Linked DNA regions of Homo sapiens: region 2 is linked to region 1. Evidence: read pairs that join two places in POLR2A ChIA-PET (ENCODE). Cell type or tissue: PC-9. All regions are shown on one strand. Region 1 overlaps SAMHD1 (SAM and HD domain containing deoxynucleoside triphosphate triphosphohydrolase 1). Region 2 overlaps MTCL2 (microtubule crosslinking factor 2).

The links. ChIA-PET counts read pairs that join two places held together with the same protein. Peaks named below come from ENCODE experiments on the same cell type or tissue, not always from the same donor. Only the 100,000 strongest peaks of a DNase experiment are listed, where the experiment ranks them.
Region 2: POLR2A ChIA-PET joins it to region 1 with 23 read pairs; 2 of 35 experiments call an interaction of 5 or more read pairs at or near these places.

The regions. Positions count from the first base shown.
Region 1 is chr20:36,932,114-36,934,613 of GRCh38, reverse strand. All of the region lies in intron 4 of SAMHD1 (SAM and HD domain containing deoxynucleoside triphosphate triphosphohydrolase 1), which reads left to right. Among named protein-coding and RNA genes, the nearest start is that of SAMHD1, 18 kb to the left of the region's middle. In PC-9, no CTCF peak of the experiment used is centred here; a DNase peak (open chromatin) is centred at 1,533.
Region 2 is chr20:36,784,007-36,786,506 of GRCh38, reverse strand. It overlaps MTCL2 (microtubule crosslinking factor 2), which reads left to right. Exons shown (of 15, transcript NM_080627.4): 15 at 1-2,500. The coding sequence ends at 22. Among named protein-coding and RNA genes, the nearest start is that of DSN1, 11 kb to the right of the region's middle. In PC-9, no CTCF peak of the experiment used is centred here; no DNase peak of the experiment used is centred here.

The sequences.
Region 1 (2,500 bases):
CTTTTAGAGAATAAATAGTTTTACAAAATGATGATAATGTCCTTATTTTATTGATGAGAAAATTGAGGCTTTTTTTTTTTTTTTTTTTTTTTTTTTGAGACAGAGTCTCTTTCACTAGGCTGGAGTGCAGTGGCGTAATCTTGGCTCACTGCAACTTCGACCTCCCAGGTTCAAGCAGTTCTGTACCTCAGCCTCCTGAGCAGCTGGGATTACAGGCGCCCACCACCACACCCGGCTAATTTTAGTAATTTTAGTAGAGACGGGGTTTCACCATCTTGGCCAGGCTGGTCTTGATCTCCTGACCTTGTGAGCCACCTGCCTCGGCCTCCCAAAGTACTGGGATTACAGGTATGAGCCACTGTGCCCAGCCCCAAAATTGAGGCTTTTTATTTACCTTGTTGCAATTTATTTATTTTATGTATTCTTAACCACCTCAGATCTTTCCTGGAAAAATAATGAAAGTATCTATAGACAGGTCAGTTGGATTTGTTTTTAAATATTAATTAAAAGCTAACAGGGGCTGGGTGTGGTGGCTCACACCTGTAATCCCAGCACTTTTTTTTTTTTTGAGATGGAGTCTCACTCCGTCGCCCAGGCTGGAGTGCAATGGCACGATCTCAGCTCACTGCAACCTCTGCCTCCAGGGTTCAAGTGATTCTCCTGCCTCAGTCTCCCAAGTAGCTGGGATTACAGGTGCCCACCACCACGCCTGGCTAATTTTTGTATTTTTTAGTAGAGACAGGGTTTCACCACGTTGGCCAGGGTGGTCTTGATTTCTTGACCTCGTGATCCGCCCGCCTCGGCCTCTCAAAATGCTGAGATTACAGGCATGAGCCACCGTGCCCGGCCAATCTCAGCACTTTGGGAGGCCGGGGCAGGCGGATCACTTGAGATCATGAGTTCGAGACCAGCCTGAGCAACATGGTGAAACCCCGTCTCTAGTAAAAATACAAAAATTAGCAAGGCGTGGTGGCGCACGCTGCAGCTACTTGGGAGGCTGAGGCAGGAGAATAGCTTGAACCCGGGAGGCCAAGGTTGCAGTGAACTGAGATAGCACCATTGCACTCCAGCCTGGGTGACAGAGTGAGAATCAGTCTCAAAATAAATAAATAAATAAATAAAAGCTAATGGGTCGGTTGCTGATACAACTAATTATGTATATTTGATTATTTAATTTTTCTGTATTCTCTATTTACTCTGGTACAGAGTTGCTCTTTCAAACCAGATCATTTTCTTACCTGTCAGGAAATGCGTAAGTTAAAAAAGCATTCATAATCTTAGAGAAGGCGATGCCTCTGTTACATACAACTAAGCTGAGACGTTGGTCTGCATTTCCATTATGCAGTGTAGAGCCAGGAGGAAGTGGACAGGGAAGAATAGACAGTCTTTGAGATTTTCATGAAGTACTCACAGTATATTACTTTGGTTTTCTGTTTGTGTAGAAGCATTTTTAGTTAGGCACAACATGTGTCTATACTCAAATGTTCATTCATCAACAAATATTTATCGAACCTTACTAAGCCCTACCAAACCACAAAAAGATAACAATCGCCTCTGTCCTCATGTAGCTCAGAGTTCAGGGGAAAAGAATTTAGGAATGGCTCAGATGGAAGTGCTGGAAGTGCATTTAAGTACTTCATCTCCAATTATGTTGTAAACATTACAAAGCCAGATATTCCTACTTTAAAAAAAAACTGTGGTAAAATACACAGAATAGAAAATACATAGTCTTAAGTGTTTTTTAAGTGTACAGTTTAGTAGGGTTAAATGCATTCACATTGTGCAACCAATCGATTGCCAAAACTCTTATCATCTTACAAAACCAAACTTGCCAAAACTCTTATCATCTTACAAAACCAAACTTGCCAAAACTCTTATCATCTTACAAAACCAAACTTGCCGGGTGCAGTGGCTCACACCTGGAATCCCAGCACTTTGGGAGGCTGAGGCCAGTGGATCACCTGAGGTCAGGAGTTCAAGATCAGCCTGGGCAACATGGCGAAACCCCGTCTCTACTAAAAATACAAAACCAGCCGGGCATGGTGGAGTGTACCTGTAATCCCAGCTACTCCTGAGGTTGCAGTGAGCTGAGATCAGGCCAGTGCACTCCAGCCTGGGCAACACAGCGAGACTCCATCTCAAAAAAAAAAAAAAAAAAACACGAAACTGTATACGTATTAAACAACTCTTCATGTCTCCCCCCGCAACCCCCCGCAACCCCCTAGTAACTACCATTCTACTTTTTTTTTTTTTTTTTTTTTGGAGACGGAGTTTCGCTCTTGTTGCCCAGGCTGGAGTGCAATGGCGCAATCTCGGCTCACCACAACCTCCGCCTCCTCGGTTCAAGTGATTCTCCTGCCTCAGCCTTCCAAGTAGCTGGGATTACAGCCTTCCAAGCAGCCTTCCAAGTAGCTGCCTCAGCCTTCCAAGTAGCTGGGATTACAGCCTTCCAAGTAGCTGGCACCTGCCACCACGCCCAGCTAATTTTGTATTTTTAGTA
Region 2 (2,500 bases), 150 kb after region 1:
GGCACTCCCCCCCAGCGAGTGACAGAGCAGCCAAGCTCCCCGCCTCAACCAGCCCAGCCCCTGGATAGCAGAAGGGAACCAGCAGAGACGAGACGAGGTGAGGCGAGGGGCTGTGTCCTCAGCATTGCCTGGCCCTGGAGGGACAGCAGTGATGCCACTGCCAGAATGCAGCTTTCACATCAAGGTAAAGCCGGGTCTCCTGCTGGCCCCTGGGTGGTGAGCTTCGACTTCCCAGGGGAAGGCAGTGAGTGGGAGAGAGACCAAACCTGGGCTTCCCAAGCATCCACTGAGAGATCTGTCAAGAGCCGATCCCTGGGTCCTAAGAGAGAGCCTTGCCTGGTTCTGCCCATGCCACCCTCTTGGAAGAGCCCAAGAAGGATACATGTCTGGCCATGCCTTTGGGGAAAAGGAGTCGGAGAGATGTTTCCTGCTGACCATCCACCCCTTCATTTGGGAGGAGACACTGCTGAGAAGAACAGGCTTTGCTCTAGGGCTCCATGTTTGGTTCCTGGTGGAGCCCTGTTGGGCATCATCACCATCACCTCCTTCTCTCCACCACCTCCTCCTCCCAGCCCCACTGCTCTAGATTGCTGGGACACTAGGGAGTATGATAGGGCAGTAGCCAGGGCCATTGCTTAGTGTCCTGGAGCCCTGGATCTCCCTGCCCATAGCCTGGATGCAGCAAGAGCTGGGAGGCGAAGTGGAAACATGCAGGGCTCAGGGTTGGGGAGTGATTGCAATTGCCTTCCTTGCCAAAGTGACTTGGGGCCCCAACGTTCCCAGCAGACCCCTTGAGGACAGAAATAGGTAGAGTCAGTCTCAAGACCTGGTGCATAGATAAATGCCTAAATACACTGCCTTGATCTCAAGTGATCTCAGAGGCCTCTTTCCCTGGCACCCTGAGAGGCAGCAGGCACTACATCTCCACTGTGTTTACATCCTGCAGCTGGTCGGGGGGCAAAGATATTCCCAGTAAGAGATTCTTGGTTGGCCAGGTCAGGCCCAGGAGAACACCAAGAGGCCAGAGCCCAGGACACAGCAGTAGACTGGGGCCTGGAAACACGTATCTTGCCTAGATTGTTTATTTGAATTTTTCCTACTATAAATATTTAAGGTGGTTTACTTTATTTTAATAATTTAATTTACCCCAAAGTCCCTAAGGTAATTTATTGGAGGTTGAAACATGCATTCTTGCCACTGGGACAACATGAGGCCTCTAACAGCACGGGCAGGCATGGGGTCCCCTGGGTGGACGAGGCCGCTTGGCAGCCAGGTTTGGAGACCTGGCCTCCTGGTCAGCTTTGGAGGGCCCCTCAACAGAGCTGGAGCCCTGCACCCCAACACGGCTGGCCATGTGGCCTCAGAACACTACTTATTACTCAATGCCTGGTACTTGGCCAGCCCCAGCGGTCAGTCTATAAATACTCACTGACAAGGTGGAGGGCTGGACGGCCATCACCACTCCCCAGACGTTCTCCATTGCCTGTCTCATTTCCCTCCCTCCCTCTGACACCTTTCTTCATGAGTCGAACGTGGATTACTAAAGCTCTATTAAGAGTGTGGAGATCCCTCCAAGTTTCCCAAATGAGAACTCACAGGAAAACAGGACTGAACTTTGAGAATGTTGTTTATCGCAGCTTTGCACATAAACCTGAGTGTCTCCCAGCCTGCCTCGGTTCTCACCAGCCTGCCAGCCTTTTCACCAGCCTCTCTCCTTAGCCTTATGGCCTTTCACGGCTCTTCTCCCTGCCCCAGCTCTGCTGCCCGCCCTTCCTCACGTCCCCTGTGAGCTGCCTGAGCCATTGGTTGGATTTCGATGTGGCTCATTGCAGCATGTGGGGCAGCGCCTCCCATGGCCTCGCCTTGGTGCCGGTGAACCCCTTTTGGTTGCACACATGCTCCCCACACACACATAGACATCAGCCTTCCTGTAACTGACTGGGGACCCAGAGTGGAAACACCAGGATGGATCAGCTTGTCTGCAGAATTGCCCATCAGGAAGACCAAAAGCCAGTAGCTTTGCTGATCTGCCCCCAGGACTCTGGAGGCGCCCCTGCACTCCCACCTCCCACCTGCCAGTTCCCAGACCCACCCATTCGGGATCACCTGGACCAGTTACCCCAAGTCCTGCATCTCCCTTCCCTGCAGGCTGAACACCAGGGTCATGCCAGTCCCGCCAGCCGCCTCCTCCATGCCCCAGTGACTGGTGTGGGCAGAGCAGGCAGCCAGTGGAGCTGTGGGCCAGTTCCGCTCTTGGATGCTGCTGCTCTCACCCATGAGGTCAGGGGGGCCCTCCAAGGTTATCTCCAGGTGAGGGGATTCACATCAGGCCACAAGCCACCAGAGGCCTTCTGCCACCTCCCAGAGCGACAGCCAGGGAGGCTGCGTACTCAGCCTCGGGGAGAAATCCCCGTGGGACCTGAGCCCCAAGACCTACGGACCACTCAGCCTTACCATCGTACCGTCCAGGATTGTCCTTGCCATCTTTGTTGTCTCAGCC